2 separate regions of the Homo sapiens genome follow, and region 2 is linked to region 1. A link is a loop called in an ENCODE intact Hi-C map of the cell type or tissue named here. Cell type or tissue: ovary. All regions are shown on one strand. Each heading gives the region's core, and the rest is flanking DNA. Links, peaks and the distances in the headings are about the cores only.

What was found. Hi-C counts contacts between places; a loop is a spot of excess contacts. Peaks named below come from ENCODE experiments on the same cell type or tissue, not always from the same donor. Only the 100,000 strongest peaks of a DNase experiment are listed, where the experiment ranks them.
Region 2: a loop joins it to region 1, with 4 times the contacts of the local background. A loop is called at or near these places in 1 of 110 quality-filtered maps.

What each region holds. Positions count from the first base shown.
Region 1 is chr11:128,385,082-128,401,440 of GRCh38, reverse strand. No RefSeq gene overlaps it. Among named protein-coding and RNA genes, the nearest start is that of MIR6090, 130 kb to the left of the region's middle. In ovary, for the core only: no CTCF peak of the experiment used is centred there; a DNase peak (open chromatin) is centred at 6,810; H3K27ac peaks cover 938 bases.
Region 2 is chr11:128,178,014-128,194,372 of GRCh38, reverse strand. LINC02725 (long intergenic non-protein coding RNA 2725) reads right to left here. Exons shown (of 6, transcript NR_183639.1): 5 at 13,750-13,913; 6 at 10,817-11,572. Among named protein-coding and RNA genes, the nearest start is that of LINC02098, 23 kb to the left of the region's middle. In ovary, for the core only: no CTCF peak of the experiment used is centred there; no DNase peak of the experiment used is centred there.

The DNA.
Region 1 (16,359 bases), core at 4,866-9,865:
AACACCCCATCCTGCCCACTCCCACTTTTGGTTATAATGAACTCATGGCTAGCCAAGGAGTTTCCTTCGTTAGCTGAATGATTGTCGTGCCCTTCCACTGATCTGGCGAGGACACAGCTTTCAGCTCTGACTTCCATCATTTCTCTTAAGTGTTCCTGAATACAGTCTGGTAGCATCAAGAACAGAGAAGGCTATACTTTGCACTCAGAATCCAGGACTAGGGAGTCACTCTTTCATGGGCCCATCACCCTGCACCCCAACAGCTTGTGAAATGCCTGCAGCTCCCTGCTTAGCTTCTTGGCCTCCTGTCCAAACCCCTCACCCCCACACTTTTTTTTTTTTTTTTTTTTAATCAGAGCCGCAACCAAATTCCCTAAGACCATAACTGGTGTATAGACTCAAGAGTATAAACACGATCCCTGGCATTCATCACGGGTAATAGAAACCAGAGATGAACTGTCACGTAGCTGGCTATCCTGTTGCTGAGTCAATGCAACCTTTTAAAAACACACTAAAAAATACACACACAGGCTGGGAACAGAGCATGAAAGAAATTCCAAGGAATAGTTTCCTTTTTTCCTTGCTTTTCTCATTTTAATTATATAGGAATTCTGTAACCAGAAAAACATAAAGAATTAAAAATAGAATCCGGACTTCTAAGGATCTGCAAATAGAGTAGTACATGGAGAAAAAGCTTCTTATTATTTATAGGCCATTCTCGTTGCAAGAGATTTAATCATTTTAATATGAAAAATATGCATGGTCCATCTGGTGGCTACCTCTTCACCTCAGTTGCTTCTCTCAGCAACCATGCCTGTTGGCATATACTGTAGTTGCACAGGGAACTAGTTTTGAAGTTAGAAGACGAGTTTTAATTTTATTTCCTTTATTACTTATGTGACTTTGAGTAAATTACTTTTTTCTTTCTAAATTTTAGGTAACTCACCTGCAAAATGAGAATCAGAATATCCATTATGCAGGAATTCAATGAAGATTCAATGACATAATCGTCTGTTCAGTCCAGACCCTGAAATATAGCAGGCCCTTGGTAAAGGTTAATTGATTCTAGATCTGTTTGGAGTTAGAAAATAGCTCAAAAGTATAGGCCTTGACACTACTCAAAAACATACTAGCTATTCTTCACCAAAACTGCTTATCCACAAATAACTATATATGTAAAATAAGAATAAATGAATACATAAATATAAATATATATATATGACATCAACATATACAAGCTTTTTTGTTATGGCATTTCACACTGACAGAATAATTTTTATAATGATATGAAACCATTTTATTTTTGGTTAGGTTAATGCCCCTTTGCTGTTAGAGCCAGCAAATGCCCAGCAAAACACGAGAAAAATTAAGCATCTAACCTCGTTGGTTCAGGATTGGTACTTTGTAAAGATAAGACACTTAGAAGATAGATACAATTAAAATAAGACAAGAAACAAGGCAGAAATTAGAGGTGACATATTCATTTGGACGGCCATCAACCACAATCTACTCAGCTGTATTCCTAATTAGTACTTAGGCATCTTAGTTTCTATCCAGCTTCTAAGCCTAATTACTTCCTCGACCATTATTTATTACCTGGTGTGGTAAGACTGATGCAATTATTCCCATTTCATAGTAAACATGAATAAACCAGAGGGAAGCTAAGTAATTTCCTGAAGGCACCCAATGTCTGTTATGGAGTTAGGGTGGAATTCAGACAGGCTTTGAGTAATTTTAAAATAAAATACCTTTAGCAGAGTGAAGCTGGGTTTGCCTAATAACCTCTATTAAGTCGTGAGCACAGGGCCATGTGTGAAAGTGGCTTACTGCATGTTGAATGTTAAGTGAGCGAGCACACTCCACATGGCTAGGGTAACTATTTTATAACTCACCATTCAAAGCGGAACACCTCTGATTGTGAAAGAGAGCACTATAATAAATATTCTGGAGCAACATGTATAAACAAGACTGTCATGGAAATTTCAAGACATATGATCACACTATCTAAAGCAGATCACTCCAGTGAGCCATCTGAGGTTCTTGGAATAGCAGAGCCACTCTCTGCAAGCAGTCTGCAATTTGACCCTGGAACTTGCAGCCCAGGCTTTCTTGAAGATTCTTGGTTTAGAATCATGGAAATGACATCATCCTGAATCAACTGATCATATCCTCTTTTGTGCCACATTCAGTGGGTACCATGTGCTAAAGAGAGAATTTCATGTAATTACAGTTGATTACATAAATGGTTCTTGTCACCTTAGTCTACATAACTGAAGTCAGAGTTTCTTGAAAGTAGCATAGAGAATCATAAAAATTATTTAGTGAATCTCTAGAATATGGTATTTCTTTCTTTGGGTAAAAATGCCTGTTTCTTTCTCTTTTAACAAGTTTTTGAAGAAACTGGTTTTAAGTTTCTGAATCAAACACAGATTTTTCTTAAACTATTTGCATCTTTAATTTCCTCTTTTAGGTCTCCTGTGAAAGCTCATTTGGTGGTTTTGTAATACTTCAGTAAATTTAGCTCCTGGTATGTGATTTAAAGAGAACTATTGAACACTGTATTGTGATATAGTGGAAACAATACAGGACTAAAAAGAATAGTGTTTTGTGTTTTGATCCAAGTTTACCATTAAGTTGCTCTTGACTTGAAATGAGTTATTCAAGCTTTCTAGGTCTCAGTATTTCTCTCTCTCTCTCTCTCTCTGTCTCTGTTTCTGTCTCCCCACCTCCACATATACAGTAGTCATGCATCACTTAAAAACAGGAATACATTTGGCTGGGCACAGTGGCTCATGTCTGTAATCCCAGCACTTTGGGAGGCCGAGGTGAGCAGATCACCTGAGGTCAGGAGTTCGAGACCAGTCTGACCAATGTGGAGAAACCCTGTCTCTACTAAAAATACAAAATTAGCTGGGGGTGGTGGCGCATGCCTGTAATTGCAGCTACTTGGGAGGCTGAGGCAGGAGAATCGCTTGAATCCGGGAGGTGGAGGTTGCAGTGAGCTGAGATCGCAACACTGCAGTCCAGCCTGGGCAACAAGAGCAAAACTCTGTCTCAAAAAAAAAAAAAAAAAAAAAAAAAAAAAAAAAAAAAAACCACCACCACCACCAACAAAAAAACAGGGATACATTCTGAAAAATGTGTCATTAGGCAATATTATAGTATGCAAACATCCTAGAGTGTACTTACACAACTCTAGGTGGTACAGCCTACTACACACCTAAACTATATGGTATAGCCTATGGCTCCTAGGGTACAGACATGTACAGCATGTGACTGTACTGAATACTGTAGGCAATTGTAACACAATGGAAAGTATTTGTGTATCTAAACAGAGAAAAGGTACAGTAAAAATACAGTATTATCATCTTATGGGAGCACTGCGGTTGGTCATTGACTGAAATGTTATGTGCAAATGATTATATATACACATAGATATATACAATACATAATAAATAGATATACAATATTATATATATATATATATATATATATATATATTTCTGTACCACACAAGCTGTGTCCATTCATCAGTTGATGAACCTTTGAGTTGTTTCCACTTTTTGGTTATTATGAACAGAGCTGCTGTCAACATTCTTTTACAAGTTTTTGTGTGGACATATGTTTTCGTTTCTTTTAGGTATCTACCTCCATGGAATTGCTGGGTCATTTGGTAACTATGTTTAAACTTCTAAGGAACTTCTAGACTTTTCAAAGCAGCTGTACCATCTTATATTCTCACTAGGATGTATCAGGGTCCTAATTTTCTCATATCCTCCCCAACACTGGTTATTGTCTATATTTTTGATTCCAGTCATCCTTGTGGGTGTTAGGTGGTATCTCGTTTCGATTTTGATTTGCATTTCCCTGATGGTTCCTGTCACTACTCATAACCATACAGTTATTTATCTTGATTAGAGTTCAGAACTATAGAATACTGCAAGTATATTGGACGCTCCTAATCCTGGGACTGAGTGAACAATCAACAATGGAAGATATGTTTAAAGTTTAGCTTTAACCTATGGAGGAAAACTTGATTTGCTGAGTCCCTGACTATGCAAGAGGCTGGTGGTCCCTGCTGAGGAAGGAGTGAGGATCAGCCCTTCCCTCTGGTCTGCAGCCTCTGCTGACAGCTGGCTGGTGTCCGTCATTGATCATCACACTAGCAGAGTGCGCCTGGTCCAACACCTCTAGACTTGTCCCAACGGTTTATTTGTCTAATGGCTCTTCACAAACAAGAGAAGGAGAATCACATCTCCCTTGAACATGCATCCATCTTTCGGTTCTCAGGATTACATTTGTTTGCTCTGACCTTGGCAGTCTGTCTCAGACAGCTTCTTTCTATATCAAATGGGTTGTGTTAAAACCTAGTTTGAGAACGAAGAGTAAGCCAGGGAAAAATGCATCATTTTGCAAAGTTCGAAACCAGGCATTTTAAAGAACTAACACATCAGTGAAGACAAATGACAGGACAATGGATTTAGAGAGCATGTGTTCCCCTAAGCCCAGTTTGTTTGAGTAGTGTGTGTGTGTGTGTGTGTGTGTGTTAGTGTGTGTGTGTGCATACTGAAATTACTTGTGAAGATTTTTTTCAAAACATGCATGCCTGGACCTCAGGGTCTGACGACCTAATTCAGGTGGAGCTTAAACAATTTTTTTTTCCCTAAATAAGTCCCATTATCCCCTGTGTTGCTGAAATTGAGTAGATCATCAAAACTAGTGAATACTTCAAAGTTGTACCTATTTAGTTTCAAAATATAGATTATTTTCTGTACAGTAGATTTGCTTTTCATGTTGTGTTGTGTTAGCACACTATTAGAATTATCTCTTGTGCATATGCTGGCGAGGGAAACGGTAAGGATTATATTCTCTATTACACGCCTATAGGATACGATGCAAATGTATTACCCCTTCCATGGTTTACTCCATGTGTATTTCTCCAACCTCATCTCTTGCTACTTTACCACTTGATAATCTATGTATTAGTCAGTGTTCTGCAGAGAAACAGAACCAAGGGGCTATATATAAATATATAAGAGGTGATTTATTAGGGCAATTGTCTCATGTGATTATGGAAGCCAGGAAGTCCCATGATATTTCATCTGCAAACTTGAGAATGAGGAAAGCCAGTGGTGTAATTTAGACTGAGTCCAAAGACCTGAGAACCCAGGGTGGCAATGAGGCTGGGGGTAGAAGTAGTGCTGGAAGGGGGGTGGGCACCAGTGTTAAGTCCTGGATTCTAAAGGCCCAGGAACCTGAAGCTCTGATATCCTAGGGTAGGAAGAGTTGGATGTCCTAGCTCTAAAAAAGAGAAAGAATTTACCCTCCCTCTGTCTCTTTGTTCTACTTGGACCTTCAGTGGATTGGATGATGCCCATTCACATTGGTGAGGGTGAACTTCTTAATCATAGCCAAATTTTAATCATCGCAATTTATACCCCAGACATGTTAAATACTTACATTTCTTTGAATGTTTGTTTTCTTTCTTTTTGGTTTTGTATGTACTGTTTGTTTTTCCTGGAAAGTTTTTTTCTGAAACTTGTCCATCTGGTGAATTTACGTTAATTCTTCAAGATTCAATTCAATAGTTTCTGTGAAGCCCTCTCTGATTCCCTACTCCAGAATTGACCTCTCCCTCCTTTATACAAAAACAGTTAATTTCTTCTTTCCACATTTCTTGAGCACTTGTACGTTGTGCATTGAGCTAGGCTCCAAAACAATTGTAACGTGACTCCATTCCCTCTTAGCCTTCTCAATATAGTAAACGAGAAAGAAAAATATCCAGATAATTACAATGTTAAGTGTGTGAAGGGTGTGTTGGGAAAATCTGAGACATTCTTTGGGAGCTGATGGGAGGGACACATAACCTATGGGGAGGAGACATCATTGTTACCTTTTGGATAAACTGACACCTGAGCTGAGCCTAGAAGGATGAGTAAGAATTAACTGGGAAGAGAGGGCAGGGTAGCACACCAGTAGTGAAAGGAGAAACAGAGGCCACATCTTGAAGGCAAAGGATGATGCCTTTGTGAGGCTTCAAGTCATCAGGTGCTTGCAGAACATAGTGTGAAACGCAGCGTGAAACTGTAGTGGGGGGCAGAGTTCATCATGGTGTTAGTAAAAGCTGGAGAGGTAGACTAAGATCCTTTCCAAAATAATTATTTGTTTATATCCTTTATCCTCTCCTCTCCTTGAGAGAAGCAGTCTTGTTTTATTCAGCTCTGTACTTCAGTGACTAGCACAGTACAAATTTATGGAGGGCATTCACACACATTGAATGAGTGAATGGGCGGATGAGTGAGATGAAGATGGGATCACAAATTAACTGTGAACAGCCCACGAGGAAGAAACATGGATCTTCACAAAGCATTTGGGTGACTTTGCTAAAGGATGTTGATTTCATTCTTTTTACCCCTCATTTCATCCATTTTATTACCATATATTTCCTAAAGAGAAGGTCTGGCCAATATCAAAACAAAGCAGACTACTCTGTTTTTAATTACCTTTTTCAAGGCCGCACTGGCAAGGCAAAGGCTGCCTGGGTCTGACTTGAGCCACAATCAGAAACATATTGTATGCTTTCCTTGTAAGCGCTGAATGGAGTGCATGAAGCTTATATTGATAAGGGTTGAATTTTAGGTTTTATCTTTTAATAGGGGTGATAAGATTCGAATGCCTCAGCCCTCTGTGCTATCTGGGTGCTGATGGTGGGAACAGTCACCAAAGTGATGTGCTGGTCAGTGGTGGGGGCCCTGGGCTAACCTCAGAAAAACACAAATATGAGTGGGTGGAGTGGTTGCTTTCCATGAGAATCTTTCTCCCTCTCTTTCACAGCCTGGCCCACACGATTGGGCCCTTTGCCAGCAAGCAAAGCAATGGATTATTTTTTCCATTGGTCAGAGGATGTTTTCTTTCTTTTTTTTTTTCTTTTTGTGAATGGAGATAAAAAACTTTCATTTTAAAGGAGAACTTTAGGAATTTCATTTTAGTAAAATGAAAGACTACCCAGATTCCCAGGAAGCATTGGAGGAAGGAGCAGAGCCTGGGGCAGCAGGGGCCCTTGGAATCATGCAGATGTGAGTGTCAACCCCGTTTCTGCTGCAGGCCAGCTGTGTTCCTCTTAGAGTCCCTCTGGCCTTTGGAGCCTCCAACCTCTTGATAATATAGGGAAATTTTTAGGTAAATAAAATGAAATAAGTGTGAATAACATATTTAGTAGACACTCAACATGTGCTATTTTCCTTCCTTTGCTCTTGAACGGAAACAAAGGATGACACTGTCTTCCCATCAGTCTTCTGTATATTTGGGGGAAAAGTCAAGAATACAAACCTAAGAATCCCAAGGGAAAGCTTTGCATATACAATGTCTTATCCTGCTGGCTGATCTCATTCACTTCAACTCACCAAATATTTATTAAGTATATGCTTGTGCTTACAATTGCTTATGATTGTGGAGTTTACAGTTGGATAAGAGATGCTAGCTGAGCTTTGTCTTCAATAAACATATCTCTTTATTTACGACAATGACAGAACTTTGTATGCCGGGCAGGTAAATAGAACAGGGCAATATGTATGCGGGTGTGCGTGCGTGTGTGTGTGTGTGTGTGTGATCATGCACATAAATAGTTTTGTGAGGTGAGAGATCAAGGGCTGGCAGAATGAAGGGACTTTTTAATTATTTAGACTGAATTGGGAAGGGCTGTACAGTGAGCAAAAATGTCATCCAGACAACTGTTTTTCCATATGGGCTATACTTTGGCCAAGGACAGAAGCCTTTGGATTTCATAAATACTTGGTGCATTTCCCTCTTCATATTTCTTGATGTGCCCAAAACATTGGTGCCTCCATGCCTCTAGGCCAGCTCTTCCTTCTGGCTGTAATTCTCTTCACCAGCTATGGAAATTGAACTCATTCTTCCAACTCCAGCTCAAAGCTCAGCTTCTCTATTAAGCCTTCTTTCCTTTTGTCTATTACCTCATGTAAACACAAGATACATATCTTAGGAGTGAATGAAATCAGTCTTATAAGTGGTTTTGAAAGTTAATTTCTCTCAAAAATTTTCCATTCATCCCCAAATTGGCCTGGGATCTTTAATAACTCCCCAGTAGTCTATCAGTTCTCGTTACCATCTTCTCCCACATCACCTCTTACCAGAGTCAGAGAACAAAAGCTTCTACAGAAACATAAAACCCACTCTGCCCTTAGCTTATTTTTTTTGAAAGTCAACTCAACAGTCAGAAGGAAAAGCAGAACTCTGTATGTTTTGCAACACACCTGCCCCTCTCAACAAATTCATCGAGACCACACAGATTAATAGTGCAAATGTTGGAGAGACGCAGAAATTAAGGAAGGATGTGAAGAACATAAAATATTAAAATAATAGTGGGACACAAGCCATTTATCTGCTTCAAGAGGGTGTGGACAAGGGAAAATTCACTCACCTCGTAGCAGTATGATACCAAACCAAGAGACTGAAAACAGAAGAAATCCAATGCAATCATTTACCCAAATCATTAATCTTGCCAATTTTCTTCTTTGACATGTGGGAATCAATTTAAAGTGCTCTGATTCCATAGATAATATGAAACTGCCATCCCACTAGGGAAAACTCTATAAATATTCCTTTAGTTACTCCTCTCTAAAGTGGGAATGGTCTCTAAGATGTGAGTAACGATCATCTAATCAGAAGGGACTCATGACCTGGCCAGGCCTTAGGACCTTGGCTGATGAGTTTCCCAAAATATCCCAAAAATACTGATTTTCAGTTGTCCCATTGGACCCAATAAAAATATTAAATTCTCAATAAAAATATTGAGTCCAATGGGACAACTGAAATTCAATAGGAAGCCCTTCAGTCTTCTGGGATTTATAGAGTGTTCAGAAGACAAATTCTGGGGAAACCCACAGAGTGTGGCTGAAATTTCAGCTTGGTTTCTGGATAAGCTGAGTTCTACTGAAGCCACACCCACCTCTGCTCTGGTCCTCCTTTCTTTACCCTGTTTATCCCTGTGGGTTGTGGATAGGGGCCTGGGCAGGATGATCTCCTAATAGAATGCGTAGCCCATCCTCAGTTCAGCATTCACTTGCTTCAAATGCTTTCTGTGGGATTTCGGTTTCTATCAGGTCTTGTTTTTAGCCTTTTATCAAAAAAAGCTCTCTTGCCCCTTATGCAATTTTTCAGGTAGTGACAACTTTTCTTAAAAAAAAAAAAATTGGAGGCAGCTCTAAACAGCTTCCAGAGCAACACACAGCTGGTTGTTACCACTTTGCTGACTGAATTCATAGCACTTTCTTTGCCTTTTGCCCCCAAAATCAAATGGAAATTCATTGGCAAGGATATAAACATAAGTTTTTTCCATCTCTTTTTTATCAGGAAAAAACACTGGAAAAACAGATTGCATGCCTGGGCTGTTGGCCCTTGAAATTCCCTGCCTCGTCAGACCTGTTATCTCAGTAACAAGAACAGTTTAGACAGTAGGAATCTAATCAGCTTTCACTTCAATTAGCCCCAGGACAAGTAGGCTGGACTCTCTCTCCTCTTCAGGGACAAGAACTGGGCATTTTAAGAGATTCAGCTCTACCACAAATGGAAGAAGAGTTTCAGCCATATTCTGTCGGTCATTTCCAAGTAAAATATATTTTCTTTTTGAAGGGGCCAGAGGCTGCACAGGGACACACATTTGGAATTCCTTGTCCAAATGGCCTCTAGCCATTTCCAGGGTATTCTCGTGCCCCTTCCTAGTGTGTGTTCTCTGGAAGGCAGGTCCTGGGCACATCTTAATCTGAAGGATTGCCAAGGCATGGCTCTTTATGGGAGTGCAGATGGAGATGAACTTCCAGGCTGGAAGACAGAGGTGATGGCGGGTGGGTGGGCCAGGTGTGAGCTGACTTCACCCTTCCATGTGCTGGCAGAGAATCCATAAGAAACTGAGAATTCTGAGTTTGGGCCAGGCCTTGTAGATGGTTATGAAGGTAAATTGACAGGTAAAAGGATAGGATTTTTTTTAAGCTGATGGTCAATTAGCTTGATGTGTCGCGTTTGAATATTTAGACTTATAGTATGTGATTCTCCATTTCTATTATTGCCCAAGGACTCCAAATGTTAAATGAGAGCCTGGAGGATGATACACTGTTTTTACTTAGGCTCCTCAATTTGAGGAACTAGGTCAGTAGGAAGAGGTTGAGTATATTTGGTGGGTGTACCTATCTCTCTACCTTCTCTTTGGAAATAGAGAGGAAGTCTACTGTTGTGGAAAGTACCTGAGATTTGGAGCAAAAGAGAATTGTATTCCATAAACATTTATTAAGCACCTATTGTATGTCAGCCACTGAGCTAGACACCAGGATAGGTAAAACACAACAAAAATTCTCAGAAAATTTATAGCAAGAAAATGGGTGTGTAAAAAAAAATGACAAGACAATGTATTAAGAGTCACTGTGAGCCGGTATACTTTAAACAAATAAGGGTGGACATCTAAAAGAGGGAGCAGCTCACTGGGGGAAAAGTCTCTGAAACCTTCACAGAAGGGATGTATTTCACCTGGGATTAGTGGATGTTTGGCAAGAGAAAGGAGGAAGGTCTTACTGGAGGGAATGAGTAGTGCAGAAGAAAGGAGGCATAACAGGGGATCTAATTTTGACTTGATAATTATCTTTGTAACTTATTTGTTCAGTGACTTTTGGATACATAACTTCTCTTAACCCCAGTTTTATCTTCTGTGTAAGTGGGATAACAATATAATGTCATGATAATTAAATGAAATGGTGAATGAGAAACACATATCTTAAATTCTGAAGCACTAATAAAATTTTAATTATTGCTGAAAGTGAGATTTCAGGCCTGGATCACTCTAAATTCCAGCTGGGGAATACTCTATTGGTTCTGGCATGAAAGCTGAGATACCTTCCTGGCGGCCCTGTTAGCATGCATCCTGAAAATAAACAGTCATATCTGGCCTTTCTTACAGAAGGAACACTGGGTTCAGAGTGGGGCAGCCTAGGAATGTTCCTGTGGGTTGGTAGAAGGAGGAAAATCAGGAATGGAAGGACTGCTGGCTCTTCACAGGCATCCCTCTTTGCTTGGAAGTAAACCAATGCTTTCCTACAGCCCAACAGTGTGGCTGAGTCTATGACCTGTGATTATGCAATATAAATTATAGGATCTTCTAGATTTGAGGTCAGGCTTCTCCAATCCCCGCTTGCAGAGGCCTCACCCCTAGGTCCAGTCTTCTGTATCATTTTCAGGTGAGAGACAGGGATTTTGAGTTCTTCTTTTGGCACTAGTATGGCTGATTAATAAATAATCTGAAGACAAAGGCTGTGTCTTTTATAATTCAGCATCCCTGGCATCCTGAACCGATAGTGAACACAGCATAGATTTGTCACATGAATAAGTTACTGGGAAGGAGGCTGCTCCTCCAGGCTCTAAAGGGGCCTATTCCTTTCCCTGATGATGTAGAAAGACAATGTGTTTTGTGTGCTCTGGCCAGTTCTCCAAGACCATGGCTGTCTAGCCCTAATTGCTGAGTGCCTGCCCCACTGAAGACACATCAACAACAGTGCATCTTACTTGGGGTCATCTCCTCCAGGGCAGATCCCCTTGGCCCCCAGGACATTGACAGCTTCTGTTTCACATCTGTTTTTACTTCTGGCCGGGCCTTCTGGGTCACTGCCTTGGCCCAGCAATCTCCCCTTTCACCTTCTTCCCACTCCAGGTCAGAACAGAGAGACCTTCTCTTCTCTTCCCATCCCCAGGGCCTCAATCTGCTCCCTGACCAGACTCTGTGGGCCTGTGTCAGCCGTCCTGTGGCTAAAGACTCCGAGACTGTCTCTGCACCACTGCACTCAGCTCTCGCCAGCCTAGCCTGCTCTCACCCCTCAGACAGTGCCTGTTTGCCACTCACATGTGCATATCTTGACCTTTGGCTGTTGGAATGTCAGCGCGCACATGTAGCGAAAGAATCCAATCTGCTAGAAGCATTAGGTCTTCAAATTGTCAGAACTCTGGGAGGCTTCTTGACATTAGCATTGTATCAGCTGTGTATTTTCCCACCTTGTCATCCTCTCCCCCTTCTACTCAATCATTTGGGTCAGAGTTGATGGGACATGCCTAGATGCAGGGCTGAATTGTTTTCAGCAAAACGGAGAGAGAATAGAGTCTTCTCCCTTCCCTTCTTTTTTTTTTCTTTTTTTTGCAGAACCTTTATTTGGCACCAATGCATCGTTTATGCCAAAGGGCTTGCATAAAAAACATGTTCACTACAGAAAAGTACTGGATGGAGGGGTAAGGGAGGCCGCTGCAGTTATATTAGTGGTTGTTAAGGAAACACATTAGGAATGAAGGTTGTGGGCTTTGATCTCAAAAAGTTTATACTCTATTTGTGAATACAGACCTCACCCATATGAAGCCATGGCAAAACATCTGAAAGAAGTGACTAAGTGCCTAGTTGTGGAGCACAGACCTTAAATGTCACCAGCAATCAGAAGTAAGAGACTGTGGAAGCTGTGAGGATCTGGGAAGGCTTTTGGAGGAGATGGAGCTTGAGCTGGTCTGCAAAGATGGAGTGTGTGTGTGTGTGTGCCCTTATTATATTCCCAGCACCCAGTGCAATGACTGACATCTCATAGATGATTGATATGCATTTTGTATAAATTAGTGAATGCACTGGAAGGAGAAAAGATGAAGAGGGAATGTGAATGTGGAGATGAATGGGGCATGTTTGTAACCCAATGGACTGGCGTGGCAGGGATAGAGGGCTGGGGCCAAGTGGCTTGCCATTAGGCTGAATAGATAGGGGAAGGGGAGAAAGCAGTAAAACCTTGCAGTTGTCCAAACCTCTATTCAGTGGGAGTTCCCGCTGTCTGATGTTGCTGGTGGTGCCTATCAGGGCAGGGCGTGCTGAGCTCGGATCACTTTTCACTTTATGAGCTGGTTTTCTCATTCCAGGGGGCTATGGGAAAATATTGCCATATCACAGAGATCAAAAACATGGTGCTGCAGATAAGGAGGGTAGGGTGACTGCAGGTAAGCAGTAAGGGTCACTGAGATAGGTCTCTATTCCACAGCAAAGCTAAACAATTCAGACTTTCACACCCACTAAATCAAACCCAAACAAGACTATAAAATGGGAGGGAGGGGCAGCTGGAAGGGAATTCTGTGCCCAATGTACACAAATACAGCTGGGCGAGAATGACTGCACAGGACACATTTGCTTTAATATTATTGCTCCTCTAGTCATTGTGCATATCTGTGGAAAATTTCGCCCTATTTGTGAGATTTAGGATGTAAGCACCAGAATATATCGGTTGCTGTGAGACCATACATGTTTTTGTTTGTTTACCCTATAGACATTTATTGAGTGTCTATTATGTGCTAGGCCTGTATACATATACATTGATCATTGTATGTGGGCTATGGACTCTGTTCTTATGAATCTTGCAGTCTACTGGAAAGAGAGAAAACAAAGAAGCAAGTTAAATAAGTAGAAAGATGGAAAAAAAGTGTCTTCTATTGAAAATATTCAGATGGGTAAAGATAAGGAACTTCAGAGCACCAAAGTATAGCATAGCTGATGTTCTCTCTAGAAAGGGGCCTTTTCTTGCATTAGAAGTAAGGTTACGATAAAAAAAAAACACATAAACAAAAACCCAGGGTATAACAAGCTGGGACCAGGGCTGGGGGCTGCTTTTAAGAAGATGATTTCTTCCACCTGAAGATGAGAATACATAGAGCAGCATAACTGTGCTTATAAAGAGAATGGTACAGGGTATTTGACAGCACATACTCTCTAGAAAACACAGCTTTACTGAGTTAATGCATCCACAGGAATAAATGAGGGGGGTTGCAGAGAAGTTGTACTGGGGAGTGGTTAGCTCTTCAGGCAAGCCTGGGTCTTTTTTGTCTCTTCGGAGTCAGAAATATTTGAGTTCCAATCAGTCTCCTGCTTTCCAGTTGTGTGAATGTGAATATGTTTAATCTCTATAAGCCTTGGCTTTGTCATCTGTAACATAAAGATATTCAACCTTTTAGGTTGTTCAGTTCCATTATTATGTAACATATCTAGCACAGCATCTGGCATAGAATATGTGTGTCACAGATTGGAACCATTTCAGCCTATATCCCTGGAGAAGCAGTGGGTGACAGGTAGGGGTGGAAGAGTTAGGCATCAGGAACAGCACAAGGGGAGCAGGAAGTAGAATGACATTTTAAAAATGAGAACTGGGGTGGGGGGGTGGGAACAAAAGACACAAAAACCTGTTTGCTGGCTGAGAAGCAAGGGTGAATCTTCCAATTGTCAGGATCCTTCTCTAAGGGACATTGCTTTATGTAGCAGTATGTTTGCTCTTCCTGAAAGTAAAGTGGATTGGCCTCTTAGGATCTCTAAGCAAATTGAGCCCCAAATGCTTGGTCCTATTTGTTAGCACAGTGGAAGGTTATGTTATTGCATAACCATGGTTGTATGTGTGTACATAAAGACACACATGTAGATCAATCCCAAATTTATGTAGTGCATTTTCATGGATCGGCAATTACTCTTCTGCGTGAGTCACTGTTCATTTAGTAGGATCTCTCCCTCTCTCTCTCTTTCTTTCTCTCTCTTTCCCTCTCTCTCTGTTTGTGTGTTTGCGTGTGTGTGTGTCTACACTTGCCAGAAAACAATGCGTTAGAATTCTGGTTTAAAGAGTTGGAATCTTTTGTTTATTTTTTATTTTTTAAATTTTTGGTAAATTCTCTTTCAGGTAAGTACCTGGTCTCCCAAGATTCCCTTTCTCTTTTGTGCTTCTCCTCCAGGTGGTGTATGGAAATGCTTATGTGACCTCATAGTGGTGGGGAAAAAAAGAGCCTCAGGTCTCCCTTTTGGCCTTGATTCTTGCTGTTCTGTTTTGTGAAGAGGCTGGTTTGCACAGGTCAGGCTTGTTGTCTACATGGACTGATGTTCACTGAGGCAAGCCTGGTTCTTTTTGTCTCCTGAGGCTTTGTTCCGGCTCCCGTTGCAAGTCTATAATGCCAGCCATCGGCTCTGGTTGTACTGTCCACTTGTTAGGGGTGAGAAGCTCATATTCTTCCACTTCCTCACCACTCTCCTCCTGGAACATGTGGTCCTCAAGATTTCTGCATTCTACACACACGTTCTGGAAAGGGCCAGAGTACTGCCTCAGAGCCCACCTTTCTAGCCACCTGCCTCCTCCAATGCTGTGCTCTGTCCCTCTCTCTCCTGTGCCACCTTGGATGTGACCTTGAGCTGACTTCTCAAAGAGCAGTGGTTCTTGACTTTGGTGCCATATTGGAATCCGCTGAGCAGTGGTTCTTGACTTTGGCGCCATATTGGAATCCACTGAGATGGCTTTTTTTCCAAATAGTGATGCCTGAATCCTGTGTCCAGACATCATGCTGTAAGTGGTCTGGGCACATAGAGACAATTCGGGGAGCCCAAAATGCCCCAGAGACTTGCAGTCTCCCACGGACTAGGGGATGGGTCATTAGCCCTTGCATTTTGGAGTCTGTGTTACCATCCAGATGTCCCCAATAGGGCCCAATCTACTGCTCAAGGTTCCGCACCCATGGCAGGGAGTGGAAATTAGGACACAGACTGCAACTTCTTGATCCCACATCTCCTGTTTCTTCTCTAAAACCAGAAAGGAAGGGATTTGTACTTTGCTTTGCTTTTCTCTCTACCAGACTTCCCTTTCATCAACACACCTTGAGTTCTTCACCCTTGGCTTTTGGTAACTTTAATATTTAAGTTGCTTGGGTACTGATGTATCAGTGGAAGCTTAAAAATTTAGAAGAAAATTTGTTTTTTCTCATAACTAAAAAATTCCATTCTGGACTTCAAAAGCTAAATCATTTTTCTTGATATTTCTGCTATAGAAATTCTAAACCTTCTTAAGAGAAATGAATGAAAATAAAAGCAGAAAGAGGAGTCAATTTTATGTGTGCATATATGTGTATATATATATACGTGTGTATTGTGATGGTGAATCCTGAGTGTCAGCTTGATTGTATTGAAGGTTACAAAGTATTGATCTTTGGTATGTGTGTGAGGGCATTGCCAAAGGAGATTAACATTTGAGTCAGTGGGCTGGGAAAGGTGGACCCACCCTTAATCTGGTTGGGCACAATCTCATCAGCTGCCAGCACATCTAGAATATAAGCAGGCAGAAAAATATAAAAACAGAGACTGGCCTAGCCTCTCAGCCTACATCTTTCTCCTGTACTGGATGCTTCCTGCCCTTGAACATTGGATTCCAAATCCTTCAGTTTTTCGGACTGGTTCTCCTTGCTCCTCAGCCTGCAGATGGCCTATTGTGGGACCTTGTGATCATGTGAGTATTTAATACATTCCTATATATATATATA
Region 2 (16,359 bases), core at 6,456-11,455, 210 kb after region 1:
GCTTGAAGGCTCCCACCATTTCCCTCAGAGACTATTTCATCATCCAACTGATCTAAAACATAAGGAAGTTTTTTCCAGTTATTATTCCCCAAGTTCCTTTTTTTCTAAATGTCATCCTATTATTTACACTATTTCATTGTGCTTTATTTTTATACCTTGGATTTTATAGCCACCAAGGACTGGAAGATGGCTGGTCATTTAACCCTCTTTATGCAACCTTTTGCCAAGAGAACACAAAAGAGTTATTAAGTTGTGCATTATGGAGATTTGTAAAACCTACTCATAAATCAAGAATCCTTGGGGACAGGGATATGATAAAAGGAAAATTGCCTTTTACATTTACTTTTCTTTTTTCGTTTCAAACCCTTCTACCAACTGAGGTGTCTGCCGATGTTCTGATAGATAGAAACACTAGGGTGTGAATGAAAGAGCCATAGCCTGTCAGGGCAGGAAGGAAACCTCCCTAAACACGATCTAAACCAATTCCTTCATCGCCAGGAGCTTCTCACATATTTCTGTCAAGTCATCATTCATACTTCACTAGCAAGGGATATGAATGGAGAAAGATAACTCCATAAAATAAGCAAATTACCAGATACAAAGGCACAGTTCTCATCTTCCATGCGATGGAGCCACATCCCCTGGCCTGAAAGAACAACAGCAACCACAAAACTCAGATGAGGAGTTCTAGAAATTAAATGTCAACCTCATTTAACTCTCATATCATAAAGTGGATTTATCTCCACTTCAAAATCAGAAAATAGGATTAGAGAGTTAATTAATGTGCCCATGTTCTCACAGGCTTTAACTGTTGGAGTCACAGATTGTGATTAGTAAGGAGCTCTGCGACATGTTTCACGGGATCACAACTTGAAGATTACACCTCAAGTTGCAGAACAAATGCCTAATTATCCATCAGACCAGCCACAGAGATAATTTTATTTATTTCTGTGATGAACAGCTAATTCTTACTTCAATATTTACTGAAGACCTACTTTGTGCTTGGCAATTTTTTATTACTGGAGGTACAGTTGTAAATGAGAAGATAAGCATTCTTATGGAACTCACTCTAAATAAAATGAATATATAGGATGCATAGTTTATCAGACAGTTACAAGTACTGTAGAGAAAAAATAGAGTGAGAAAGGGAGGTGAAAAAATAACTAAAGAAATAAACAAATATATTTTTATCAAGCCATTTTATGTGTGGAGGAGAAAAATAGAGCAAAGAAGAGGCCTAGGTGGGGCTGGAGTGTTGAGGGAAGCCTCCTCTCTGGAGAGAGTGTTTAGACCAAGACTTACAGAAGATAAAGAAGGAGAAGGCGAATATCTGTGGGATGAGCCTTGAAGGCTGAGGAAAAACCAAGTGCAAAGCCCCCAAGGTGGGGAATGTCCAGCCTGTCCAAGGAAACACGAGAACTTGTCCCTCTGAGCAAAGTGAACTATGGAGGCTGCAGTGGAGAGTGTATCAGAAAGGACAGCGCATATCCTACTGCTCTTTGTAGGCCCTGGTAAGAACCCTGATTTTAATTCCATGCGAGATGAAAAGGCCTTGGATAGTTTTGAGTAGAATGACATTATCTGGCTTACATTTTAAAAAGATCACTCTGGCTGCCGTTTTGAAAATGACCTGCAGGAGTTCAGGGGTCAAAGAAGGTCAATTAATATTTAATTGCTAATTATTATTTCAACAATAACAATAGACATTTATTGGATAGTTTGATATTTACTTTATACCCATTATCTCATTAATTTTCACAGTCTGAGGGGTGGCTATCATCCTTATCCCCTTTGTGTAATTTCTAGTTGAGGTTTCATGGGATTTTTGTGACAGTTGATTCAACACACATGAGAGTGTGTGTGTATGTGTGTATGTGTCATATTTGACTTGAATATATTTAGTTTTGAAATAATTTTTAATTGACATAATATGAATATATTTGAGATTTTTATGCCAATTCGTACAGTATTTGGAGATGCTTAGAAAAACAGTGATTCTCAACCCTGGGTATACATAAAAATCACTAAAGGCTTTTAAATTGTCCTGCCTTAGAGATTCTGACTTAAGGAGCTGGTGGTGGCCCAGGCATCTGTGCTTTCGAGAGCTTTTCAATATCCATTCAGAATGGAAAAACACATTTAAGCGGACCTCCAATACCTGAAAGGACAAAATATGGAATATCAAAAATATCCCCAAATATTTTGATTTTGAATTACATTATTTTCAAGAAGTAAATGTATTACTGTCAAATTTGTGGACTACCTCTCACATGTTCATCAGGTCATACTGTGTGTATTTTGCAGGTGAGCTTTCTTCTGCCTTCTTCTTTTGCCCCGATTTCTTTAACCTCTTCAAATAAAACTGTGTCTGTTCTTATAAAGTACATTATTTTTAAAGTAAATTAAAAATATAGTACCTGAACACTTGGCAGATAATTCTTAATAAATATTTACCTAACTGCATGAACTCAAATTTTTATGAAAGAATAGGAAATTAAACAATAATTCCACAAATCATCAGGTTTCTATGGAGAGATGTACAGAGATTTCAGACCTAGAAAATATGGGCACTTAAAACCAGGGGTGTAAGAGGAGGGAAGTGATGAGTATGGGAGGAGAATTTTCTCTTTTCCCACAGTCTTTCTTTCAGCCCCGGCTATTTATATAAAGATATTACAGATAGCTACTTCTTGTCAAAGCTGGGGCTCAGGCAACAGCTCAGTGAGGCTAGGGAAGGTCAAGACCATAAAGCCACAAAGAAATAGCCTTAGGGACAAGAGAACTTGTGAGTTTTGTGCAGCGGATCAGAGTCAGGACGGGAATTTCTAGAAATGGGCTAGGATTCTTCAATAAAGGCCCACTGCTGTAACAAATCATGCTAACATTTCAGAAGCTTAATGGAGCAAGATCTACTTCTCGTTCATATTTGTATACAACGTCAGTCCATAATGGTGGAGAAGTGATACTTCGTCCATTGTATCACATTTGTTGAAGTGGGGACTCAGAAGTCCCCCATCTGCTGACTCGATGGACTCCAGGGAGTTGCAGTTCTCCAGATTCTCTTCAATCTGCTAAATCATGAACAAGCAGAGAGCAGATCATGGGATTCCGGGGGCCAGGCCAGAAATTCTGATATATAAGCTTCACCCTTATTCCATTGGTCAAATCTAGGTCACGTAGTGCCACCTCATAGCAAAAGGAAGAAAATGAAAAATGGTAGAATTGTCTGCCACAGGAGTTCAGGGACATGCAACTGAATGGTAATCTTTTTAAAAAGCTATTTGAAATGTGTTATCATTTCAGAAATTTCAAACATTAATATGTCTATTTCAGGAGATCACAGATAACTGATCTTTCAACGTGACATAATCAATTATCACATTTGAACTGAGAAACAGAGTCCACATTTTTTAAACATATTGTAAAAGTATAAAGGCAAAATAAATTTACTCTGTGCTAAATTAGGCAACAGCATTGGCTGCCTGATAGGGGAGATGTGGGAGAACCAGCATCAGCTATCTGGGATGGAGTCAAGTGGAGAGTGGGGTCCAGGGCCAGGAACTGAAATGTGGGGAAAGTGGGACATAAGGGAGTCCTATTGACACCCCTCACTCTGACTTCAAGCCAAGAGGTGAGCATTGGCTCACCAAGAGCCAAGAGACTGAATCAGGAGATGGGTGTTTCACTTTGCCCAGGCTTCAATTGTTGGATGGCGTTGAGGTGAGCAAAGATTCAAGTGGGTCTTTACGGTGCCTTCACATCTTTAGGTGGCCACACTCTCCCTGCTGCTCTGTGGTCTAGATACTGGTTCTCCTGAGTGCCTGAAGCCCTCTCATCCAGGACTGGTTGTGAGCACTGCATACGCCCTTTGATGAGGGTCGGTGGTGAGAAGGAGGGGTTCCAAGGCTGTGTTCTCACCTCTTCTGTGCTAGTGAGAAAACCACAGCTCGCCTGTTCTCAGAAGCTCACATGGACAAACCCTGTACTGGAAGGGACTTTAATATGGTCATGATCCCTTAATATTGTAAGACAGAGAAAATCTTTCAGGGTGTGGTTTCCTGACATTCCCCATAACGAAGAGTCTACAAGCTGTGTGTGTGTGTGTGTGTGTGTGTGTGTGTGTGCACGCGTGCACACGCACGTGCATGCACGTGCGTGAGAGAATTGTAGGAAACAAACTTTAAACAAAAACATTTCTTGAGAAACATCTTGTGTAGACCTAAACGTGCGTTATGATCTTTTGCTCTAGGCCCCATGTAGAGCTGAAACATTGTCCTGAAACTTGACCCCCCTTGGCCTACTCCCCTCATTGAGAAGTGCCCTTTCTCCCCTCATTGAGAAGTGCCCTTTTCAAAAGGGAAGTAAAAGCTGTGAGTAGCACCTATTTTGTCAGAGAGGCACAGGATCAAGTTCTACTTTGGCCTGCATGCACACTTCATGCATACATCATAATCTGTTTCATTGATATCCCCAGCCAGTCATACAACACCTTCTGATCTCTAGGTTTGGAGCCATATAAATAAATAAGAAAATAACTTTTTTTTAAATAAAAAGATTTCTAGACTAAAAAGGTACTTACTGGTTTCTTTCTTTCTTGTCTCTTTAATTTTGTATATGTTCCAGATATTTTTCTTGTTGTTTGGAATAGAAGTTTTGGTGAATTTACTTTAACATTTTGTTATAGACTTTTGGCCTTGTGATACGAAGACAAGTTACTTCTTCTTGCCCACCAGCTAGACAATTAGCTAGTCAATCAACCAACAGATGCTTAATAAGATCCTACTATATGCAAAAGCATTCTGGTAGCTACAGTAAAGTTTAAAGCAGAGAAAAGTCAGTTCTGCCTCTATTTTATATATATCTATATAATGTGTATATATACACATATCCATATTTTATATTAACATATGAATATGTTAATATATATGCATGTTTTATATGCGTATACATGTATATGTATATTTGTATATGCACAAATATACATATACATGTATATGTATATTTATATATACATATGCATGTGTACATTGTATATATACATATACATTTGTATATATGTATTTATATGTATATATACACATATGCATACATGTATATATGTATATATGTATATGTACATATATGCATACTATATGTGTATATATACACATATGCATACTATATATGTATACATAATTACATATAAAAACATGCATAATTACATGCGTATATGTATATATAATTTTATATCACATATAATTAATAACTACTATATACGAGGCACTTTGCAGTGTCTCAATTGGAGATACATTTGTCATTTGGAAACATGGGCAGGGACAATGGAAATTGTAGAAGTCAAGCAAAGTGTCTCAGCCAAATATGTTTTCCATAATTCCTTGCAAGTCTGTTCCCAGGCCTTCGCTTTCTCTGTGTGCCAAAGTGACCCTGCTGGGAAAATGGACCATGGAGACAACTGGAATGACTTTCACAGTGGGACTCGGGTTTTACCCTTGTCCTTAATAGCATATAAAAGCCTAGGCTGAGTTCAAAGGCAGGGAACATCAATCTTCGATAACACACATTTTTTAGGGTAGTGTGAGGAGTCAGGAATGTGTGACATGATGTGCGGGGCTGGGATGTGAGGTGGCTGCTGCTGGAGACGTGCCTCACGTTACATAAGAAGCACTTGCTTTCTCCAGAGCTGGACGTTGAACCAGCCTTATGAATGCTGAATGAAGCTGCAGTCCACACTTCTGAGGGAAGGGTGAGGTTTTAGAACACTTCAGGACATCCTGGCTGGTGGAATTCAGGTATTTCTGAAAGCCTCACATCACAGAGCACAGTCAACAGGGCAGCTGAGTTTTGAAGCCAGGCATTCCAAGTTAGATTTCTTTCATCCACATTCCTAGAGACACAGCCAATTCTCCCTCTGTCGGGAAGAGCTGCCTCCTTGTCCTCTTCCTGCCATCCTGCCTGACTTGTCTCCATGCCCTTGACACCTCAGAGGTTACAGGGTTCCTTCTCTAGAATACGTGTTTGTTTGTTTTTCCCTGGCTCAAAGCTTAGGTAGAGGCCCATCCTGTGAACTCAGTGACCCGCCCCTTTACTGTGTAACAGCATTTTTACATGATCATTTTTGCTTGTCTGCCTCAGCCCCTGAATTTATTCTTTGGGTTGTGTCTCTAGTGCCTAACATGGTGCCTGGCAATAGCAGATGTGAAAAAATGCTCATTCACTCTCAGATGAATCAATGCCTGCAGTCTCCCAGAGCATCAGTCTATGCTAACATATGTGGCCTTCTGGGAGCCTTTGCCTTCAGTTCCTATGGAAACTGGGTGCTGCATTTCACTTAATGTAGAACATCTGAAAACAGGCCTTGTGGGAGGAGCCCTGGAGTGCAGGACAATGAATGGCTCATTAGTGTCAGTGAAACTTCCCTCCATGTGCAATTGCGTACACCATTAGCATCTGGTCCTGAATAAGTGGGGGACTCCAACAGATGTTCCAAAGGCTCCATGGCTAGCTTTCTCCTCATTCACAAAATTGTGTTCCCTGCTACTCCCCTATTGGCCTGTAGAACAAGAAAGTGATCTTCTGAAGAACCCTAACTCTGTGTCCCTTGAAATAAACCAGGTTCCTCTCCTCATTGCAGCTTCTGGAGGGAAAGAGACGAGAGAAAAGATGGATAAATAAGCATAAGTGACAGAGCTAGATATCTATGTTGGGCACAGAGCTGCTGCTGCTGCTGTGTGTGTGTGTGTGTGTATTTCACATTGTATTAGTTTGTTAGGACTGTTGTAGCAAAGTTCCATAAATACCTTGTGGTTTAAATACCAGGTGGCTTAAACAACAGAATTTTGGCTTCCCTGTTCTAGAGGCTGGAAGTCTGACATCAAGGTTATCAGCAGGGTTGGTTGCCGGTTCCTTCTGAGGGCTGCGAGGCAGAATCTGCTCCATACTTCTCTCCTAGCTTCATGCGTTCCTTGGCTTGTAGACAGACATCTTCTCTCTGTGTCTTCACTTAATTTTTGCTCTGTACATACCTGTCTCTGTATCTCCCAGTTGATATGGGGTCATTATAGTGAGCTGTAATCCAATATTATTGGCTCCCCTTGAAGGGACCCCATATCAACTTAATCATCTGCAAAAGCCCTATTTCAAATAAGTTCACACTCACAGATAAGGGGCTTAGGATTTCAACATCTTTTTGAGGGACACGATTTAATCCATAACACATATTAAATTATTTCAGGCCATTTTAAAATAAAAGAAAACGGGCACAGAGAAGACAACAATTTTTTTTCTTTTTTTAAATTTATTATACTTTAAGTTCTGGGATACATGTGCAGAACGTGCAGGTTTGTTACATAGGTATACATGTGCCATGGTGGTTTGCTACACCCATCAACCCATCATTTACTTTAGGTATTTCTCCTAATGCTACTCCTCCCCTTGTCCCCCAGCGCTCAACAGGACCCAGTGTGTGATGTTCCCCTCCCTGTGTCCACATGTTCTCATTCTTCAACTCCTACTTATGAGTGAGAACACGTGGTGTTTGGTTTTCTGTTTCTGTGTTAGTTTGCTGAGAATGATGGTTTCCAGCTTCATTCATGTCCCTGCAAAGGACATGAACTCATCATTTTTTATGGCTGCATAGTATTCCAAGTCTTTGCTATTGTGAATAGTGCTGCAATAAACATACGTGTACATGTGTCTTTATAGTAGAATGATTTATTATCCTTTTGGTATATACCCAGTAATGGGATTGCTGGATCAAATGATATTTCTAGTTCTAGATCCCTGAGGAATCACCACACTATCTTCCACAATGGTTGAACTAATTTACACTCCCACCAACAGTGTAAAAGCATTCCTATTTCTCTACACCCTCTCCAGCATCTGTTGTTTTCTGACTTTTCAATGATCGCCATTCTAACTGTCATGAGACGGTATCTCGTTGTGGTTTTGATTTGCATTTCTCTAATGACAAGTGATGATGAGCTTTTTTTCATATGTTTGTTGGCCACATAAATGTCTTCTTTTGAAAAGTGTCTGTTCATACCCTTCACGCACTTTTTGATGGGGTTGTTTTTTTCTTGTAAATTTGTTTAAGTTCCTTTTAGGTTCTGGATATTAGCCCTTTGTCAGGTGGATAGATTGAAAACATTTTCTCTAATTCTGTAGGTTGTCTGTTTACTCTGATGATAGTTTATTTTGCTGTGCAGAAACTCTAGGTTAATTAGATCCCATTTGTCACTTTTTGGCTGTTGTTGCAATTGCTTTTGGTGTTTTAGTCATGAAGTCTTTGCCCATGCCTATGTCCTGAATGGTATTGTCTAGGTTTTTTTCTATGGTTTTTATGGTTAATGTTACAATATTATATTGAACTGAAATTGGGTCTGCTAGATTTTGATCTCCTGACTTTTACATTATTTTATGCTATTGGGAGGAGAGAGTGAGAGGGAAGTTATGTCATAAAGAAGTTTGTCCATTCAATAAAATGGCAAAGCCTAGGCAACATCACATAAAAGTGGGAAAAGCCATCGTCTGTTAAATTGTTTCTTTTCTTACTCGTTTATTTTTACCTCATGTTTTATTTTGAACCAAGATTAACACTACTGACCCTAGTCAAAACTTTTTTCACTTATTCATCCTACAAATATTAATCGAGCATCTACCATTGGCCTAGGAGACTTCTAGGAGGTAAAAGTACTGCAGTAAGCCACACATATCCCTGCTGTCATGAAACTTGGATTCTGTTGTGTAGGGATGGTCAAGAAAAGAGATATCATTCATTTATACTTTCATTGTTGATATTTATATTTATTTCCTGATGGTAAAATATCAGGTCATGAATAAGCTAAAGCCAGATACAGGGATAGAAGGCTACTGGGAATAACATAGGCTGGTAAGGCAAGGGGTCTCTGAGAGAGTCCTGAGGAAGTGTGGATAGGAGCCTGTATTAGTCTGTTCTCATGCTGCTGATAAAGACATACCCAAGACCAGGTAATTTACAAAGGAAAGAGGTTTAATGGACTCACAGTTCCACGTGGCTGGGGAGGCTTCACAATCACGGTGGGCGGCAAAGGAGGAGAAAAGGCACATCTTACATGGCAACAGGCGAGAGAGAGAGCATGTGCAGGGAAACTCCCCTTTATAAAAACCATCAGATCTTGTGAGACTTATACCACTATCATGAGAACAGTATGGGGGAAACACCTGCTCTCATGAATCAGTTACTTTCCACTGGGTCCCTCCCATGACGTGGGAATTATGAGAGCTACAATTCGAGATCTGGGTGGGGACACAGCCAAACCATATCAGGGCCACAGGTGACCATGCAAATAACATTTCAATATGGAGCAACGAATCAGTGCAAGCCCCCAAGGCAGGAGCATGCTTGGCAGGTTTCCAGAAACAAAGCAGAATGAGCCCTGGCACCATGATTTAATTCGGTAGTAAGGGCTACTGAGAAAGAAGGACCCTATTTAGCCAAGGAGTAGACTCCGGAAAATGCAAGGCAAGTTGAATGGAAGGAGAGGAATCACACAGAGCATAGAGCAGAGGTTATGAAATAAGAGAAAATATCCATCACAATGATGACCTTCTTTGGTCATCAGAACCAGAACACTGAAGTTATCATTGCGTTTTCACTGTCCTTGATTCCATTAACTAAACTGGCCGTGAACTTTTGCCAGTTTTACTCTAAGATTTTCCTCCTATCTATCCTTTCTTTCTGGTCACCCATCCCTGCATTTATTAGTACTCTTCAGGTCATTGTTCTTTTCCCAAGTTTATCCTTCACAATCCTACTCATCTTCCATGTGTTTCCACTGCATAAATGCCACTCTCTGCCCTTAAAATATAAACTCATAGCCCTTTCCCTACAATTCTGAACTTGTTACCACTACTCAGGTCAGCACATCCAAAGGCCCAAGAGCAGAGCAAGCAATTTAGGGTAGAGGAGTATTTGAGGACACTGGGAATATATGCCCATTAGATTGTTTCTCTTACCACTCTGGGAGATGTTCTTGCCCATTCTTAGTCCCCATATGATCCCCATCTTATTCCCATTCCCCATTGTGACCATGCTTCTCTGGCCACCATTATTTGGTCCAGTAGATGGTGCTTGGTCAAATTGGGCCAAGTAATATCTTTTAGATGGACAAATTAAATTAAGCACTAGAGAGATTCTGTTGTTTTTCTAAGAGTGTGGATCTGTAATATGTACATTTGGAAGAGATCAACCCTTTGATCTGAAGAAATAGAGAGAAACAGCAACAAGAAGAGGGTGGGGGGTGTTGGGAGGGAGGAAGAGAGAGTCAGAGAGAGAATGCACACAGTTGTACAAAAAGGAGTAAAATTGAGGAATAGAAATAGACTCCTGACAACACGTAAGTCAGTAGTTTAAATTCATTCCTAAACTTTGTCTGCTTTTTACCCCTAGATCTTGTGGGATATCGTTTTCTTCAGTTGAACTTGAATGGTTTCCATTTTGTATGTCATCAAGGGTTTGATGAAGTCAATCCTTCTTTCAGTTTTGCCCCATCCTAATGTCTGCTATTGGGCATTCTTATGTGATAGTTTGGTAAGTTGGATGGTATCATTTCTATACTTGACAGTTATGTCTAAAATATACATGATTTGTTTGCTGAAGTTAAATGTGTGTTCTTAAAGTGTCTGTCATTTGCTGCACTGGAAGAAAAGAGCAAATGAAGTCTATTTTTACAGTGGGCAGTTGTGTTTTACTTTATAAAAATGAATGATCAAATTACAAAAGAATGATTTACAACTGTTATTGAGGGTGTTAGATATTTGACCAAAAAGATAAGACCTAGGCATGCTTAAAACCTTTATGTTCACTTTCAGTTGAAAAACCAATGCAATGAAAGTAAGGCACATCTGAAAAGACAGTCTGTCAATAGAAGAGTAGGATCCCATCTGTAAATATGCACACAAATTTTCCCAAATATACACACACTACATGAAGCAATATGGGGCTGAGAGATTTGGGAAGGGTCATAGAGATGAAAGGCAAGGAGCTAGCATTTATTCAGTGCATACTGGGCACCAAGCACTTAGTACATGTGTGTTTAACAAGTTATACAATTTTCTATAAAAACCCTATTACATATGTACTAATCATCCCTTTTTGCAGAGAAAGAAATTGAGACTCAGATAATTTAAACCATTTATCCAAGACCATGTGCCTATTGGAACTAGTATTAAAACACAGATAGCTCTAATTTCAGAGTCCATGACCCTTCCCTGTCACTCTTCTGCCTTCCGGTTTCAAGCTGTGTGCCCTGACCTCCTGTGGAGTAGGAGCTTACAGATCACAGTCAGTGGATTCTTAGAATTCACTGTGGTGGCACAGTTGAATCTACAGGTTTATCTCTACTTGGTCTCAACCAGATATCTTCCACCTACATATGCTTGACTCAGTGTGCTGGGCTTCTTGTGTAAGGTTTCTTCTGGAAAAAATACTTCATTGCTTTAAGAAGTTTGAAAGCCATCATCACAAGTCCAAATAGGTAGTGTTTGTCCAAGTTTAATCCCATTTTCTCCAAGTTTAATCCCATTGCATCTAGGACTTTGAAAAGAAACAGATTATGACTTTCACTTTTTTTAAAAAAAAAAGCTTAGTTTTTTAAAAACTGAAGTGTAAATAGAGAAGATTGTCTATAGTATATGCATCAGAAAACCCCTCCTGAAACAGGGAAATCAACTTGTATACAATCAGAGTGGTAAGGAGAGCAAGGAGATAATCATTACATGACAATTACCAAATAACAACTTTTAAACTATAGGTACAGTTCCTTTATGAAGTAAGTGTGCAAAACTACAATGGCTCTAGCTTCAAAACAGTCTAAGAGCATCTAAGAATAAATACTTTCTTATTTTAAAAGGCATGCATATCCCCAAATTCAGCATCAGCAAGCAAGCAAACGAGATCTGGGTTTCTGCAAGCCACATGGTACAAAGATGGTTTGGACCTGACCCACTTTCATGGTTCTGGTTTTCCCTGTGTAGCTGTTTTCATTGCATAATTGCGTTGCTGATTGAGCGTCGGTCACCTTAGGCATTGGGCTGAGAAGCCAGGGGACACTATTGCAGAGCCTGTTGCTTATGACAGGGGTTAACATTGAAGCACCACAGAATGGTATTCAGTATGGTGGAAGCAGTCTCAGGCCTCAGGCCACAAGGGTGGAAAGCAGCTGAGCTGGGGAGGTTTTGTGGTATTGATTACAGAGTAACAGGAGAGGAGGAACTAAGGCGGAATGTGCATGTTCAAGTCCTGACCACCTAACCTCTCAGATCCTCAATGTGAAATGGCATTAATAAATGAAGTTTATAATGAGGTTAATCATCAAAAAGTTGTATTTAAAAAATAGGCCGGGTATGGGGGCTCATGCCTGTAATCCCAGCATCTTGGGAGGCCAAGGCCGGCGGATTAGCTGAGGTCAGGAGTTCGAGATCAGCCTGGCCAACATGGTGAAATCCCATCCCTACTAAAAATGCAAAAATTAGCCAGGTGTGGTAGTGGGCACCTGTAATCCCAGCTACTCTGGAGGCTGAGGCAGGAGAACTACTTGAGCCTGGGAGGTGGAGGTTGCAGTGAGATGAGATCATGTCACTGTACTGTAGCCTGGCTGACAGCAAGACTCTGTCTCAAATAAAAATAATAATAAATGACATAATGCATGCTCCTGTTTCTTTCCTCCTACTATATTCTTCACATTGTACTTTTTGTTCAATGTCTGTGTTTCCCACTGGACTATAGTTCCTGGGGTCGAATATGATGTTGTTCTTGGAGGCTGCTATATAACTGACAATCAGCCCAATGCCTTGTACAGAGATGTACCTGGACATACTTCTGCTGAACGAATGAATGAATGAGTTTAACAGTATTTTGTTAAGTATACAGAATTGTTACTTGAGCTTTTGCCATTTCTTGACTGCTAACTGGTTAATTTCTTATCCAGAGAAAACCCTCCTACTCAAAAGTTGTTTACAGGGAATGACGCCCTTGAGTCACATCACAGTGATAAAATATGTACTCGGCAATCCCTCCTCACCCCCAAACTGGCCTCTTGCAATCTCCACCACATGATGATCCCGTGACGTCTAGGAAACAGCCCATTCTGTAGAGAATAAAAAGCTGTCCATCTCTCATTGTTCCTCCTTATAACCTTCCTCTCCTGCCCTGGCTCCTCACCCCCATCCTTTTCTATTTTCTACTTCCTGATCCATCTTGTCCCCAGGCCACTACTTGAAGTATGAGCAGTCTCCCTGCCTTAGGCAATTGATAGGTCCAGGGACACCGAGGTCAGAGCACAGATTGTTTTCCAAGTGTCCCTGAAGCCCCTGTATGGTGCTGGGGAGTCAAGCCCAAGGAGGCAGTTCACAGGAAATGGGACTGAATTTGCAACAAGCGGCACAAAGTGGCACCGGATATCACCAAACAACCAAAACACTCATTGTTTTCTCCCCACCCTGTGACCCAGGCCTGGGTTTATAAAGAGACAGCAGCTGCAGTCCTGGAAATCCCAGGTGAACACTCAACAGAGGGCACTGTTAGAAGGAAGCCAGGTGCTAGGCTTTGAGTGAGGGATGTTGACTGAGATTTCTGGGGTTCCATTTTTGTCTAGAATTATGTTTGCCTAAGCAATGTGCAGGCGATAACAAGATTCTTGTGGAATTTCAGCATGGGAATGGTCCAATTGTGAGTCATTTCCTCAGTTACTTAGTCAGCAACCTGGTACTTACTGAAGGTCTTCTACATGCTGGGCACCAGGCTAGGGGTGGAGACAGACAAGGGAAGATGCTCAGCACATGAGCCTTCAGGCCAAAGTGAGCTTCTGTTCTAGTTCTCATTCTGCTTCTTACTCTCCGAGCAACCTCAAGCAGCTGTATGACCTCATGGAGACAAACTGTGAATATTAAACAGAGATAATACATATGAACATCCAGGGGCTCAATGGGATAATTTATGTATGTATCGAAGTTCCTGATTTCAAGATCTTGGTTATAGTTCTCTGCTCTTAACACTACTGCATAAGAGAATGATCTGGAGAAATTTTAAAGAATGCCAATGCCTAAGTCCCACCTCCAGAGATCCTAGGAACATTGCTCTATTTATGAAGCTTCCCACATCACTTAATGTGCAGCCAGGATTGAGGACAACTGTGTGACAAGACAAAATTAACACATGGCATAATTAGAGAAAAGTTGATCACAACATGTCTGCATTCCCTTTCAAATAACATTAGTCCTGATGGCAACATTCTCATCCAAATTATCCAGATGAGCTTTGCAAATTTCCAACAAACTCGTTGACTATCCAACAATTGTATTAGAGGCTTCTTCTAAAATCCATATTTACCTTCTTTTACAACATTTCCTTTATCTTTAGTAAAACTCTGGCCTCTTTCTCTTGCCTACCCCCTCCTCTGTGGACTGTAAAAATGTGAAAGATTTATCTCCAGAAGCACATTCGAGTTCACTTATAAGTTTCTCTATAAGTTCACTTCCCATGAAAGTTAAAACAAAGACAGCAAGGAGGAGAAATAGAGAATACTAAGTACCTTTTACAGTCCCCTCTCTCCACTCTCCCTCTCTCCACCTCCCCAAAATCCAGCTCATCTGATTTCTATTATGCCCATATAAATGTCTCCTAAGCCTTGGGCATTTGGGGACATTGCCAACTCCACAGCTACTTCATGGTTTCACATTCCCCTTGCTCCTGTAACTCTGGCCCAAAGCACCAACTAAGCTCTGACCTTGACTGTTGAAGACAGCATGAGCATCAAACACTTACATGTGTGTTTTATTCAATAATACTTTTAAGCCACTGTCTTCCTCCAGCAACATGACACCTGCCAATCCAGGAAATCAAATCCCTTAAGAAAGATCAGTAAACAAATCTTCCTGGAAACCTGCATTGGAGGTGAGACAATCAAATGCAACGATGTAAGTAATTATCCAAGGCCATTGCAAGGAGAATCAGGTGCTCCTGTCTCCCACTATGCAACACAAGGCCTAGTTCTCTAGTTACAGAGCACAATGTTGCTGTAATAGCCTAATTGATTTATAATGTTTTTCTCTGTATTGCAGCATGTGTGCAATTAGTTACTGAAAAGGAAACACAGCTCAGCTCAGTTGCTGCATCTGCTGCTAGTCAGGGACATACAATTTCATGCCCTATTTTCCAGATGGCTTGATTAACATTCAGAGGAATCTAGTGGCTTGGCCAGAGCTGCAAAAGAAGCAGGGGAAGCTCAGGTATAATTGGACCTGGGAGAACCACCTCAGATAGAAAGAAAGCAAAATCTCGAAATGCAAGCCAAACCTGCAATACTGTGAGAAGGAGTAAAAGATGGGGAGTGGCTCTTTTTCCTCCATTTATTCATATATCAGTTCATTTATATAACAAATATTCAACGAGTATTTCATAAGTACCAGTTTTCTGTTAATTTCACAGTGGTAAGCCAACAAATATGTTCCATGCTTTAGGGAGTCCACAGTAAGTGGGGGAAGCACATATTAAATAGAGAGCCACACATATAAAAATGTGAGTGTGGGGCTGAGCATGGTGGCACATGCCTGTAATCCTGGCACCATAGGAGGCCGAGGCTGATGGATCACTTGAGGTTAGGAGTTCAAGACCAGCCTGGCCAATATGGTGAAATCCCAACTCTACTAAAAACACAAAAATTAAGCAGGAGTGGTGGTACATATCTGTAATCTCAGCTACTCGAGAGGCTGAGGCAGAAGAATCACTTGAACCCAGAAGGAACAGGTTGTAGTGAGCTGAGATCATGCTACTGCACTCCAGCCTGGCCAACAGAGGCAGACTCTGTCTCAAATATATATATATATATATGTATATGAGTCTGGGAGTGATATCTGTTAAGAGGAAAGTATAGTACAGGCAGAGAAGTACAGGTTTCCCTGAGGAAGAACTGTTAAATATGAGACCTGAGGAAGGGGTAGAGATGATCTCCAGAGAGGAGGAAAGGCATTTCAGAAAGAGTCCATAGCAGATTAGAGAACAGATCTTGGTGAATGTCAGTAATTTTAGAAAGGCCGGTGTATCTACAGCCTGACGAGAGGGAGGAGGTGGTATAGGGTGAGTCTGCAAATGTCAATTAAGTGCGGGGTAAATGGAGGCTTTGGGATTTCTATTAAGAATGTTGTATCTTTAAGTATGCAAGGAAGCCACTAAATTAGACATTTTAAGTAGAAGAGAAAACATGATTTAAATATTTAAACATTTGTTTTAATTGCTCCTTGGAAAACAGGGGCAAGATGGGAGTGTCATGAGTGGAAGCAAAGATAGCCTTTGGGAGCCAGGTGAGTACTGGCTGTGGCTTGGGT